Linked DNA regions of Homo sapiens: all the other regions are linked to region 3. Evidence: read pairs that join two places in POLR2A ChIA-PET (ENCODE). Cell type or tissue: PC-3. All regions are shown on one strand.

The links. Peaks named below come from ENCODE experiments on the same cell type or tissue, not always from the same donor. Only the 100,000 strongest peaks of a DNase experiment are listed, where the experiment ranks them.
Region 1: POLR2A ChIA-PET joins it to region 3 with 5 read pairs; 3 of 35 experiments call an interaction of 5 or more read pairs at or near these places.
Region 2: POLR2A ChIA-PET joins it to region 3 with 5 read pairs; 3 of 35 experiments call an interaction of 5 or more read pairs at or near these places.

What each region holds. Positions count from the first base shown.
Region 1 is chr14:31,232,455-31,237,454 of GRCh38, forward strand. No RefSeq gene overlaps it. Among named protein-coding and RNA genes, the nearest start is that of HECTD1, 27 kb to the left of the region's middle. In PC-3, no CTCF peak of the experiment used is centred here; no DNase peak of the experiment used is centred here.
Region 2 is chr14:31,012,827-31,017,826 of GRCh38, forward strand. All of the region lies in intron 1 of STRN3 (striatin 3), which reads right to left. It overlaps MIR624 (microRNA 624), which reads right to left and starts at 1,916; the gene lies at 1,820-1,916. In PC-3, no CTCF peak of the experiment used is centred here; no DNase peak of the experiment used is centred here.
Region 3 is chr14:31,359,189-31,364,188 of GRCh38, forward strand. All of the region lies in intron 14 of HEATR5A (HEAT repeat containing 5A), which reads right to left. Among named protein-coding and RNA genes, the nearest start is that of HEATR5A, 59 kb to the right of the region's middle. In PC-3, no CTCF peak of the experiment used is centred here; DNase peaks (open chromatin) are centred at 1,963, 2,233 and 3,763; H3K27ac peaks cover 1,129 bases.

The DNA.
Region 1 (5,000 bases), 130 kb before region 3:
TTTTAATCACTCGTTCATTTAAAAATGGGCAATTGGCCGGGTGTGGTGGATCATGCCTATAATCCCAGCACTTTGGGAGGCCAAGGCGGGTGGATCACCTGAGGTCAGGAGTTCGAGACCAGCCTGACTAATATGATGAAACCCCATCTCTACTAAAAATACAAAAATTAGCCGGGCCTGGTGGCATGCATCTGTAATACCAGCTACTCTGGAGGCAGAGACAAGAGAATCGCTTGAACTGGGTAGGCGGAGGTTGCAGTGAGCTGAGATTGTGCCACTGCACTCCAGCCTGGGCGACAGAATGAGATTCTGTCTCAAAAAAAAAAAAAAAAAAATATATATATATATATATATATATATAATAAAAATAAAAATGGGCAATTCTCTTTACTGAGCATATTGATGTCTGTCTCTGGAACAAATGTCAACATAATCATTTTCATCTTTACCTAACCCCAAAGAATCAGATTGACCAGATTTATTTGTTTAGTTTTGAAAATGGAGAAACTAAAACAGTTTAAAAATAATTGGCCAATAATAGAACCAATAAGGATGGTCGGCTTCCAAGTACTAGTAAAACCACCTCACTAGGGTGTCTGACCAGATTGACCAGATTTATTTGTTTAGTTTTGAAAATGGAGAAACTAAAACAGTTTAAAAATAATTGGCCAATAAGAGAACCAATAAGGATGGTCGGCTTCCAAGTACTAGTAAAACCACCTCACTAGGGTTTCTGACCACCTGCATCAGAATCAGTTCTGATGTTTCCAAAACTCAGAGATTCCTGGACCCCACTTGAGATCTACTGAATCAGATCCTCTGGATGTGAGGTCCAGGAATCTGCAGTTTAATAAGAAGCCCAGATAACTCCTCAGTATCCTAAACTTGGGAAGCATTATGGTAAAGCAGGAACAGCAACCTAAGAGAAATGATACAGCAAATATTCCTGTATTCTTTAGTGTGTTTATATTTAGGTAGCTTTGAAGTGTGGGGCAGACATCCACTTACTGATCCTGTGTATGGGACCCACTGTGATGTGTATTGCTGGAAGACAATAGAAAGACCAAGTTCTTTACTTCACTACTACTTTAAAATGGTAATACTTGAGGAAGAAGTCACACTTAAAGTGGGGTCTAGGGACCACCTCAATTATCTGTATTAAACTAGCAGTAAATTTTCACTGATTATTGACTAAAAGCAAAAATTAGATATGTAACGGGTGCAGGTGAAGGCAAAATGCCTTCAGCACACTGGGGTTCGGTTATGGTTTGTGCCAAGTGTAGACTGTTTTCTTCTCAGTTTTGAGTAGTGCCCTTGTCTGTGACCTTCATACTCAAAATTGTTTTGCGTGCAACTATTGGCCTGCATAGCACAGACTTTACAATAATTATCTTTGAAGCAGCAATCTCACCAAGCCTAGAGCTGTTCATAAAGAATAAAAGTAGGGGGAAATGATTGGTTGAAAAGAAAAGCTGAAAGATGAGGATTGGAGAAACAATAAAAAGGTAGAAATAGAAAGCCAAGTGGAGTCACGAAAGATATAGCCCAAGTAGTCTGGGAGATACTGCCCTTATTCAAATTCACCCTCGATTAATATCACTTGGGAGATTGCTAAGCAAAACCACCCTTCTGAAAAATGAACCTGAGACCCTGATTGATGCTAGCCTGCTGTCTGGAAGAGTGAAGGAATTCCCTCTAGGTGAAATCAATTGCTCAATGAAAACAATCGTTACTAAAATAGTATTGCTGGCAGGGCACAGTGGCTCACTCCTGAAATTCCAACCCTTTGGGAGGCCGAGATGGGTGGATCACCTGACATCGTCAGGAGTTCGAGACCAGCCTGACCAACATGGTGAAACCCCATCTGTACTAAAAATACAAACAATTAGCTGGACATAATGGCAGGCCCCTGTAATCCCAGCTACTTGGGAGGCTGAGGCAGAGGAATCGCTTGAACCCGGGAGGCAGAGGTTGCAGTGAGCCGAGATAGCACCACTACACTCCAGCCTGAGTGATAGGGCAAGACTCCCTCTCAAAAAACAAACAAAAAAAAAGTATTGCTGAAGCTACATGATATTTGACAGAGTTTTTCTGGCTTCTTTCATCTCCTTTTTCTACCCAGCTATCAGAAATGTGCAATGTTTAAGAACCAAGCAGTGATAATTAGAAATATTATACATTTCAATAATTAATGTTTATATTCTCTCACAATTTGAACATGATATTTAACCCAGAGAAAACGAAGTGAAGATGAGCTAATTGGCAAAATGTCAAAATAGTTGCAAATACAATTGAACTAGGATTGCAAATACAATTGAATGTTCAATCGTTCAATGTAGCAATAAGAATAATAGTGAGGGCCAGGCATGGTGGCTCATGCCTGTAATCCCAACACTTTGGGAGGCTGAGGTGGGCGAATCACCTGAGGTTGGGAGTTCGAGACCAGCCTGACCAACATGGAGAAACACTGTCTCTACTAAAAATACAAAATTAGCCGGGTGTGGTGGTGCATGCCTGTAATCCCAGCTCCTCAGGAGGCTGAGGCAGGAGAATCGCTTGAACCCGGGAGGCAGAGGTTATGGCGAGCCGAGATCGCGCCACTGCACTCCAGCCTGGGTAACAAGAGTGAAATTCCGTCTCAAAAAAAAAAAAAAAGAATAATAGTAACAATATGAATAAGGAGAAAGAACCGTATAATAAACAATCTGTATCTTGGCATTTTATGGAGGCTGTGAAAATAACATTTTAAATCAAAATTGCATAGTCAAGATATATTTTTAGGCCGGGTACAGTGGCTCACATCTGTAATCCCAGCACTTTGGGAGGCTAAAGCGGAAGGATCCCTAGAGGCCAGGAGTTCAAGACCAGGACCAGCCCAGGCAACATGGGGAAACCCTGTCTTTACAAAAAAAAAAGAGAAAAAGTTAGCCAGGTTTGGTGGCACGCTTCTGTGGTCCCAGCTACTTGGGAGCCTGAGACAGGAGGATTGTTTGAGCCTGGGGGTCACAGCTGCTAGTGAGCCATAATGATGCCACTGCACTCCAGCCTAAGCGACAGAACAGGACAGATCCTGTCTCAAAAAAAAAAAAAAAGAAAAGAAAAAGAAAGAAAAAAGATAATTACGTCAGCATTGGATTACTACAATGAAATGGAAACTTTTGCATATTATTTATGGGAATGCACTCTTTGGTGAGCAATTTGTAACAAAATACTGACTAATATACATATCTTTGATTTAATCATCTCTCCACTGACATTTATTCTAATGAAAAATTGGGGACATGAACAAAGGTATACAGGAGTGCTCATGACAGCTTTTCATACAATACTGAAAAATTTAAATAACCAAAATTAAGACGATGATTAAATATAGTATGTATATTCATAGGCTAGTATACTGAATAACTGTCAAAAATCATGTTTTGCTTACAAAATGTTAAAAGTGGGAACACATCTCGGTGCATTGGCTCACGCCTGCAATCCCAGCACTTTGGGAGGCCAAGGTGGGAGGATTTCTTGAGGCCAGGAGTTTGAGACCAGCCTAGGCAACACTACAAAACCCCATCTCTACAAAAAATACAAAAATTAGCCGGGCATAGTGGCTCATGCCTGTAATTCCAGCTACCTGGAAGGCTGAGGTGGAAGGCTTTCTTGAACCCAGGGAGGCAGAGATTGCAGCATGCCACTGCACTCCAGCCTGGCGACAGAGGGAGACCCTGTCTCAAATAACAATAATAAATATAAATAAAAGTAGGAAAAGCACATTAAAATAGTAAGTAAATCTCAATTTTGAAAAGTATTTAGATATCCATAGAAAAAAATTTGGAAGACTATACACTAAAATGTTAACGTTTTCTTGAGGTGGTAAAATTATAGGTTATTTTTATTTTATGTTTTTCTAAATTTCCTACAACAAACACATATAACTTTTTTGTTTTTTTTCTTTTTTCTGAAACAGAGTCTCACCCTGTCGCCCAGGCTGGAGTGCAATGGCGCCATCTCGGCTCACTGCAACCCCCACCTCCCGGGTTCAAGCTGTTCTCCTGCCTCAGGCTCTTGAGTAGCTGGGATTACAGGCACCCACCACCACGATCTGCTAAGTTTTGTATCTTTAGTAGAGACAGGGTTTCACCATGTTGGCCAGGCTGGTCTCAAACGCCTGACCTCATGATCCACCCACCGTGGTCTCCCAAAGTGCTGGGATTACAGGCATGAGCCACCGCACCCGGCCAACACATATAACTTTTTAAATCATAAGCAAAACATTTTAAGTTAGGCCAGGCGAGGCGGCTCACACCTGTAATCCCAGCACTTTGGGAGGCTGAGGCGGGTGGATCACCTGAGGTCAGGAGTTCGAGACCAGCCTGGCCAGCATGGTGAAACCCTGTCTCTACTAAAAATACAAAAATTAGCTGGGAGTGATGGTGCACACCTGTAGTCCCAGCTACTCAGGAGGCTGAAGCAGGAGAATTGCTTGAACCCAGGAGGCTGAGGTTGCAGTGAGCCGAGCTCGCTCCATTGCATTCCAGCCTGGGGGACAAGAGTGAGACTTCGCCAGAAAGAAAGAGAGAGAGAGAGAGGAAAGAAAAAGGAAGGAAGGAAGGAATCAAAAGAAAGAAAGGAAAAGAAAGAAAGAAAAAGAAAAAGAAAGAAAGAAAGAAACTGGCTACTCCATAGGCAGAGCAGCCACAAGGGCTGCTGGTTGCCCATTTTTATGGTTATTTCTTGATGATATGATAAACAAGGGGTGGATTATTCATGCCTTCCCTTTTTAGACCTCCATACAGGGTAACTTCCTGATGTTGCCATGGCATTTGTAAACTGTCATGGAGCTGGTGGGAGTGTATCAGTGAGGATGACCAGAGATCACTCTTGTGGCCACCTGGATTATGGTGAGTTTTAGCTGGCTTCTTTACTGCAATCTGTTTCATCAGCAAGGTCTTTATGACCTGTATCTTGTGCCGACATCCTATCTCATCCAGTGACTTAGAATGCCTTAA
Region 2 (5,000 bases), 350 kb before region 3:
GAGGTTGCAGTGAGCTGAGATTGTGCCACTGCACTCTACCCTGGGCAATAAGAGCAAAACTCCGTCTCAAAAAAAAAAAAAAAAGTAAGGATGCTCTCTATTAGCAGGTTTGGAATGATCTCTCAACATGTGAAATGAAAAAGTAAAGTAGGGAGGGCATAGTGGTTCATGCCTATAATCCCAGCACTTTGAGAGGCTGAGGTGGGCAGAATGCTTGAGCTCAGGAGTTCAAGACCAGCCTGGATAACACAGGGAGACCCCCATCTCTACAAAACAGTTAACAACAACAAAATTAGTCAGGTGTGGAGGCATGTTCCTGTAGTCCCAAACTTTGGAGGCTGAGGTGGGAGGATAACACAGGGAGACCCCCATCTCTACAAAACAATAACAACAACAAAATTAGTCAGGTGTGGAAGCAGGTTCCTGTAGTTCCAAACTTGCGAGGCTGAGGTGGGAGGATCAATTGAGCCCAGGAGATAGAGGTCGCAGCCAGCCAAGATCGCATCACCACACTCCAGCCTGGGCAAAAGAGTGAGACCCCCATCTCAAAAAAAAAACAAAAAAATTATAGTGAAAAATAGGTTATATAGTTTGCCACATTGTACCAGAAAAGGATGAAAACATTTGCTTTCATCTACCTACATAAAAAACACTAGAGAGGGACACACACAGACTAAAAAAAAAGTAGTCGATTACTAACTTGGCAGTGGGGGGTGGTAGACAGGATCATGGTGAGTATAAGACTTAATTTTGAACCACATATTACTTATTCAAAATATAATTTTTTTTAAAGAGACAGAGTCTTTTACCAGGCTGAAGAGCAGTGGTGTGATGATAGCTCATTACAACTTCAAACTCCTGGGCTCAAGCAATCCTCTCCCCTGAGCCTCCAAAGCTAGGAATACAGGTGCATGTCACTATGTCTGGCTAAATTTTTTCTTTTCTGTAGAAACGGGGGGGGTCTCACTATGTTGCCCAGGCTGGTCTCGAACTCCTGGCCTCAACCAATCTTCCTGCCTTGGCTTCTCAAAGCAATTTTATTATTATTATTATTATTATTATTATTATTATTATTATTATTATTATTATTATTTGAGACAGAGTGTCAGTCTATTGACCAGACTAGAGTGCAGTGGTGAGATCATGGCTCACAGCAGCCTTGACCCCTTGGGCTCAAGCGATCCTCCCGTCCCGGTTTCCCGAGTAGCTAGGACTACAGGTACAACACCATTGTGTCCAGCTAATTTTTTAAATTTCTTGTAGAGACAGGGTATCACTTTGTTGCCCAGATTGGTCTTGAATTTCTGACTTCAAGTTATCCTCCTGCCTTGGTCTCCCAAAGTGCTGGGATTATAGGAAGGAGCCTGTAAGTGTCCTGAAAGTGCAAAAATTGTTGTTGTTGTTGCTGTTCTGAGACAGAGTCTTGCTCTGTTGCCCAAGCTGGAGTGCAGTGACGTGATCTCGGCCCACTGCAACCTCCGCCTCCCGGGTTCAAGTGATTCTCCTGCCTCAGCCTCCCGAGTAGCTGGAACTACAGGCGCGTTGACACCACACCCTGCTAATTTTTGTATTTTTAGTAAAGACGGGGTTTCACCATGTGGGTCAGGCTGTTCTCGAACTCCTAATCTTGTGATCCACCTGCCTCAGCCTCCAAAAGTGCTGGGATTACAGGCGTGAGCCACTGCGCCCGGCCAAAGTGCAAAATTTTTAATAGGAATTTTTACGTCTGTTTATAAAGTCTATCTAAAAGTAGTCCAAAATTTTACTTTACATTTATAATTGCTTTAATTCTAGTCTTTTAAATCTTGTTCACTGAAACCACTTAGGTGTAATGCTATCTCAAGGTAATACCAATACCTTGTGTTTACCTTGGTTCCACTGAACACAAGGTACTGGTACTACCTTGAAACAGCATTATATATTGGTCAAAAGCACATCCTTTTTTAACCTTTTTTTCTTTTTCATTACAAGAACACAAAACCACTTTAAAAAAAAAAAAAAAAACAGGGTCTCACTCTGTTGCCCAGGCTGCAGTCTGTCACCCAGGCTAAAGTACAATGGTGCAATCTTTGCTCACTACAACCTACACCTCCCAGGTTCAAGCGATTCTCCTGCCTCAGCCTCCCAAGTAGGTGGGATTACAGGCATGCGCCACCATGCCCGGCTAATTTTTGTATTTTTTTCTAGAGACAGGATTTCACCATGTTGGCCAGACTGGTCTCAAACTCCTGACCTCAAGTGATCCGCCCGCCTTGGCCTCCCAAAGTGCTGGGACTACAAGCGTGAGCGCCACCGCGTCCAGCCTCACACCCACTTTTATTTATTTACTTTTCATTAGTTTCCTTGAAGGGTATTCTGTGTCCAGTAGCCTTACCAGGAAGGCTGCTTCAGAATTTGACACAAACCATGCCACTGGTTTCCACAGGTATGAGTTGCGTTTCCCCAATTACTATAGTTTTGTTCCGTTTGCCTATGTTATTCTTTGCTTTATACACATAAGCACAACTCTTAAATAGAATTCAGTTTCATCTTGGGCTTAAACACTTTCAATTTTTTTTTTTTTTTGAGACGGAGTTTCATTCATCACCTAGGCTGGAGTACAATGGCACGATCTAGGCTCACTGCAACCTCTGCCTCCCAGGTACAAGCAATTCTCCTGTCTCAGCCTCCTGAGTAGCTGAACTACAGGCATGCACCATCACACCGAGCTAATTTTTTGTATTTTTAGTAGAGACAGGGTTTCACCATGCTGGCCAGGCTGGTCTCGAACTCCTGACCTCAGGTGATCCACCCGCCTTGGCCTCCCAAAGTGCTGGGATTACAGGCATGAGCCACCGTGCCCCCAGCCAACACCTTCAATTTTAAGAAGAGCTGTATGCTCCTTTTGGCTCTGCAGACCTTACTTATAGCCAGGCCTTGGAAAGCAGCTGCCAAGACATTTACTTTTAGAAGTTCAGTTCTGTTCCCAGCAGGCCTCTACAGAACCTTGTGAGACAGGGACTCACTCTGTCACCCAGGCCGGAGTGCAGTGGGGTGATCATGGATCACCGTAGCCACAACCTCTGGGGCTCAAGCAATCCTCCATCTCACTCCTCCACCAGGTAGCTGGGACTTCAGGCACATGCTACCATGCCTGGCTTCAATACTGTTTTTCATTAGGGGAATGTAAATTAAAAACAGTGAGATACCACTGCATAACTACCAAAATGGTTAAAATCCAAATCACTACAACTCCAAAAGCTGAAAGGGGAGCAATAATAATTCTCACTCATTACTGGTGGGAATGCAAAATGGTACAGCCACTTTGGAAGATCATGTGGCAGTTTCTTACATAATTAAATATAATCTTACCATATGATCCAACAATCACACTCCCTGGTATTTACTCAAATTACATGAAAACTTATACGTCCACACAAAAACCTGCACATGGATGTTTACAGCCTTTACTCATAATTGTCAAAACTTGAAAGTAACCAAGATACCCTCCAAAAGGTGAACAAACTGTAGCACATCCATAAATGGAATATTGTTCAGCACTAAAAAGAAATAATCAACCCATAGAAAAGACAAGGAGAAGCCTTAAATACACTGCTACTAAGTGAAAAGGCTACATATTATACGATTCAAACTAAGGCAACCCTCTGTATCCAAGGGTTCCCCATTCACAGATTCAAACAATGGCAAGGCAAAAATATTCCAGAAAAATAATAAAAATATATATATATATATTTTGAGACAGAGTCTCGCTCTGTCGCCCAGGCTAGAGTGCAGTGGCGCGATCTCGACTCACTACAACCTCCGCCTCCCGGGTTAAAGCGATTCTCCTGCCCTCAGCTTCCCAAGTAGCTGGGATTACAGGCACGTGCCAGCACACCTGGCTAACTTTTATATTTTTAGTAGAAACGGCGTTTCACCATATTGGCCAGGCTGGTCTCAAACTCCTGACCTTGTGATCCACCCGCTTTGGCCTCCCAAAGTGCTGGGATTACAGTCATGAGCCACTGCGCCCAGCCAAAAAATAATTTTTAAAAATTATAGCAACTAGCCAGGTGCAGTAGCTGACACCTGTAATCCTAGCACTTTGGGAGGCCAAGGATGGCAGATAGCTTGAGCCCAGAAGCTCAAAACCAGCCTCAGCAACTTAGCAAAACTCTGTCTCTAGAAAAAATACAAAAATTAGCCAGGTGTGGTGGCGGGTGCCTGTAGTCCTAGCTACTCAGGAGGCTGAGGTGGGAGGATCACCTGAACCCAGAGATCAAGGCTGCAGTGAGCAGTGATTGTTTTACTGCACTCCAGCCTGGGTGACAGACTGAGACCCTGTCTCAAATAAAAAGTTTTAAAAAGTGTAACAACTATTTACATAGCATTTAGATTATATAAGTAATCTAGGCCGGGCGCAGTGGCTCACGCCTGTAATCCCAGCACTTTGGGAGGCCAAGGCAGGCAAATCACAAGGTCAGGAGATCGAGACCATCCTGGCTAACAAGGTGAAACCCCGTCTCTACTAAAAATACAAAAAATTAGCCGGGCGTGGTGGCGGGTGCCTGTAGTCCCACCTACTAGGGAGGCTGAGGCAGGAGAATGGCGTGAACCCAGGAGGCAGAGCTTGCAGTGAGCCGAGATCGCGCCACTGCACTCCACCCTGGGCGACGCAGCGAGACTCCGTCTCAAAAAAAAAAAAAAAGTAATCTAGAGATTTAAAATATACAGGAAGATGTGCATAAGTTACAAACTCATTGTATTGAGGGACTTGAGCATCTGAGGATTTTGTATCCTGGAGGAGAACCCCTGGAACAAATTTCCCCCAAGGATACCATGGGAAGGTATATGAATGTATTCTGGAAAAGGCAAAACTTTGGGGTAGGAGACTACTTGTACTTTCTGCTAAATTTTGCTGTGAACCTAAATTGTCTTATGAGGGGCAGTGAGTGTATACACACAAAAGCGAGCATACACAGTTATTTAGGCTGCGCACGGTGGCTCACACCTGAAATCCC
Region 3 (5,000 bases):
CTCATCCTTGAAAACTGCCCTAGAAATGACTGGCTCAACTACGTGTTGCTAGTAACAAGGTTAAGAATGGATACTAAAAGAACATCTCAAAGTGTAAGAGTGTGTGTGTGTGTGTGTGTGTGTGTGTGTGTGTGTGTACATACCTTAAGGTATAACATGACATAAAATATAAAAATAGATGTAAAAAAAGATTTACAAAAGCAGATATGTTTTTTAAAAAAGCACAGTCTGAAAAAATGTATAAGAATTAGCCTGAGGCCGGGTGTGGTGGCTCACACCTGTAATCCCAGCACTTTGGGAGGCGAAGGTGGGTGGATCACTTGAGGTCAGGAGTTCAAGACCAGCTTGGCCAACATGGTGAAACCCCATCTTTAGTAAAAACACAAAAATTAGCCGGGCGTGGTGGCAGGTGCCTGTAACCCCAGCTACTCAGAGACTGAGGCAGGAAAATCGCTTGAATCTGGGAGGCAGAGGTTGCAATGAGCCAAGATCAGCCACTGCACTCCAGCCTGGGCAACAGAATGAGTCTCCATCTCAAGACAAAAAAAAAAAAAAAAAAAAAAAAGAATTATCCTGAGAAAACTTAGACATGTTATTATGGAAAATTTCAAACATAAATAAATAATAGTACTATGATGATGCCTGCCCCTATCCCTTCCAGCATATGCTCATTATTCATCTTTACCAGCTGCAACAGTATTATTTCACCTACATCCCCATTCCTGATCCCACATTTCTCCACATTATTTTTAAGAAAACCCTAGGCAGCACATCATTTCATCCATAAATATTTCACCGTGTATCATTAAAGTGAAATACATTTTATTTTGAACATAATCCTGCTATCATAATCTCATGTTGTAAAAAAAAAAAAAGCCACTGAACATCAGGTACCCATTCAGTATTCAAATTTCCAACTATCTCATAAACACCTGTTTTTGTTTGCTTCCGTGTTTGAATCTAGATCTAAGTAAGGTGTACACATTGCAGCTAGTTTATCTTGTCTCTTTCAATTTAGTATTCTCCCTATACCTTTCCCCTCACTGGTAATTTATTTGAAGAAACAAGGTTATTTGTTTTGTACAATTTTCTACAGTCTGGGTTTTTATGATTATAGGCCCCTGGTATAGCTTAATTTGTTCTTCTATCTGTACTTTTTAAAAAAAATAAATTGGTAGTTGTATCTAGACGGGGCTCATTTTTGCTTTTGGTGATGGGCAGGGTGGGGTGCAGGTTAGTTCATAAGTGGTATTGTGTTCTCCAATAACACAGGAGACAACATATGGTTGCCTCTCTAACATATACACTTTGAAAAGCTGATCCATTTATCACATTAACTGCAATGATCACCTCAAAGATGTTTTATCCTAATTTCTGTTAGGTTATCAAAAAATCTTATCCACAGAGAGCTTAAATGGCTTTTGCCAGTTTGTAACTTAAATACTGCAGGAATGAGTAAAAATTCCCTTAGAAAAATGTTTATACTCTTCGAAGTGTTTCTTTGAGCAATTGCACCAGGATGAAATGAGGACTGAGGTGATATCCACTGATCAGAAGTGGTAGGATGAGTTAGGAAGGGTTTACTTGCCATCACTTTCTGTATCATTAGCAGCAGTAACAGTAGTAACAACAAATATTTATTGAAGCTTACTTTTTTTTTTTTAAGAGATGAGGTCTCACAATATTGTCCAGGCTAATCTCTAAATCCAAGCCTCAAGTGATCCTCCTGTCTCAGCCTCCTGAATAGCTGAGATTACACACGGTGCTTGGCTTACTGAATACTTAATACGTGTTGGGAAATGTCCTAAAAACTTTACATATAACCTTCATAGTAACCTAATAAGGTCAGGTTAGTATGTTGTTTTACAGGTAAGGAAACAGGAACAGGGAATTTATTACTTGCCAGAGATCATATGATGATCACATAGCTGTCAGACTGAAACCCAGTTAATCAGGCTCCAGAATTTGAGCTTTTAACCACCGTGCTGAATCACTCATTCATCCAAATTGTGTTTAATATGCTACAGAGAAAAATTTTATTATATTTAATCTTCCTTTCAAGAAGGTATACACTATGGGATACCAATATATACATATAATAGGAAGGTAGGAACTATTATGTTTCATAAAAGATAAAAACAAAAGCACTATTAAATTTAGGGAAGGAGAGATTACATACAGGAATTAGGAAGAATGGACAGGGATCAGTGAAGTCATAATGACTGAGCAAATGACAGTTGCTCAAAGGAATGTCTAAGTTTAATTACCAGCATATGACACTCAGCAAAATAATTCTGTTGGTAGTACAATATAAAAGGTATGCTTGTTCCTATGGCTATGTGTGAAAATAGTAGAAAATCTCTGCTTCTCAGTTGAAAGTGATTACTTTCCCAACTGTCCCTGGAAAAAGTACCTAAAAATAATTAAGATAATTTTGAAATGCAAATAGGCTTTTGTATAAAAATGCATCACTAACTTGCTGGTGAGTTATTTTCAATGTAGAGAATATTAAGATATTTGAAAATAAATCCATACCAAAACTAAGACAGGAAATAAAAACTAAGAACTCAATTTTTACTCCAATCCTTCGGAAAACTAAGTCACTCTAAGACTCTAAATCTACATCTGCTGGATAGTCATGAAGAAAAGTTATTTCAATTCTTAAGTACATTCCACATGGCAAAAGCAATTTCTTACTATGTCCTAGAAACTGACTCTTTGACAACACATTGGAGGAACCAATAAAATCAGAAATTTATTTATTTATTTATTTATTTATTTATTTATTTATTTAGAGATGGAATCTCACTCTGCCACCCAGGCTGCAGTGCAGTGGCACGATCTCGGCTCACTGCAACCTTTGCCTCCCAGGTTCAAACGATTCTCCTGCCTCAGCCTCCTAAGTAGCTGGGACTACAGGCATGTGCCACCATGCCCAGCTAATTATTTTGTGTATTTTTAGTAGAGATGGGATTTCACCATGTTGGCCAGGCTGGTCTCGAATTCCTGACCTCAAATGATCCATTTGTCTTAGCCTCCCAATGTGCTGGGATTATAGATGTGAGCCAATGTACCTGGCCTAGAGTTTGTTTCTTCCAGAAGTTCATAGTAAGTCCTGACTTTGTCTCCTAATGAACACTGTGGAACTGATTTGAAATATATCCTTTAGGACTCCTGATTGCATTTCCAAACTCCAATTCTGAGAAAATCCAAGTTAAAAAAAAAAAAGTAGAAGACTTCAAGACTTTTTCCTCTAATTCAAGTTTTTTTAAGGGTAAGACTTACATTATCAGGCCAGGCCCAGTGGCTCATGACTGTAATCCCAACACTTTGAGAGGCTGAGGTGGGAGGATCACTGAAGCCCAGAAATTTGAGAACAACCTGGGCAGCACAGCAAGACCTCATCTCTACAAATGACAAAAAAAAAAAAAAAAAAAAAAAAACTAGCTGGGAGTGGTGGTGTACACCTGCAGTCCCAGCTACTTGGGAGGCTGAGGTGGGATGACTTGAGCCTGGGAGGTCGAGGCTGCAGTGAGCCATGATCACACAACTGCACTCCAGCCTGGTTGACAGAGTGAGGCCCCATCTCAAAAAAAAAAACAAAAAAAAGACTTCCATTATTTATCAGAAGATACACTGTAGATTTTAAGTCGAGATTCTTGTATTCCTAAATGTTTATTGAAGAGTTGAGCAGCAGTCCTTTTAGCTGGGCACAGTGGCTTATGCCTGCAATCCTAGAACTTTAGGAGGCCAAGGAGGGTGAATCACCTGAGGTCAGGAGTTCACACCTGTAATCCCAGCGCTTTGGGAGGCTGAGGAGGATGGATCATATGAGGTAAGGAGTTTGAGACCAGCCTGGCCAACATGGTGAAACCCCATCTCTATTAAAAATACAAAAAAATTAGCCAGGCATGGTAGCGCATGCCTGTAGTTCCAGCTACTCCGGAGGCTGAGGCAGGAGAATCGTTTGAACACAGGAGGCAGAGGTTTCAGTGAGCCGAGATCATGCCACTGCACTCCAGCCTGGGGGACAGAGCAAGACTCTGTCTCCAAAAAAAAAAAAAAAGTTTATTTTAGTCTGAAAATAAATTTCAAGATACTATTGTAAAAATCTGAAGGAAATTGCTTTTGTCACAACGCAACAGTTATCTGAGCTGTGGAATACAGAAATTATCTCTCAGCTTTTTACTAGATATCTAGCAAGTAACTTTTAAATTGATAGATGGCAAAGAATAAGACATATCACTAAGCTATGATTGTTAAGTCTCTAAATAGGTTACTTAGAAAAGGCAGCAGCACAGCATGAGGCAAACTTATGTTTCAATCCTGATTCCACTCTTTATCTGGTATGTGTTCTTGAGTTGGTTTTGTAACCTAAACCTTTATCTGTCAAATAAGAAAAATGTAACTAGCTCACTGTATCATCCCAGGATAAATGAGATATAATAGATACAATTTCTAACACAGTGCCTGGCCTTAAGAAGGAGGTTTTTTAAAAAAAAGTATTTTAGGCTGGGCTCAATAGCCCACACCTATAATCCCAGCACTTTGGGAGGCCAAGGCAGGAGAATTGCTTGAGCCCAGGAATTCGAGACCAGCTTGGGCAACATGGCGAAACCCTGTCTCTAACGAAAATACAAAAAACTAGCTGAGCGTGGTGGTGTGCCTGTAGTTCCAGCTACCCAGGAGGCTGAGGTTGGAGGGTCATTTGAGCCCAAGGCTGAAGTGAGCCATGATTGCATAACACTGCATACCAGCCTGGGTAAGAGAGTGAGACCCTGTCTCAAAAAAAATTAAAACAAAAACAAAACCCCGAATGTTTTTTTTACTATAAGATGGTGAACACATGGATTAGGACTGAACTCCCTAAACCTCCTAGAAACAAGGCACTAAATAACTGCCATTATAATTCATTTAAATATTTAATGAGTGACAATAACTATTGTTCCAGAAACCATACTAGCCACAAACAAAAAAACATTTTGGTCTAAGGCACATAC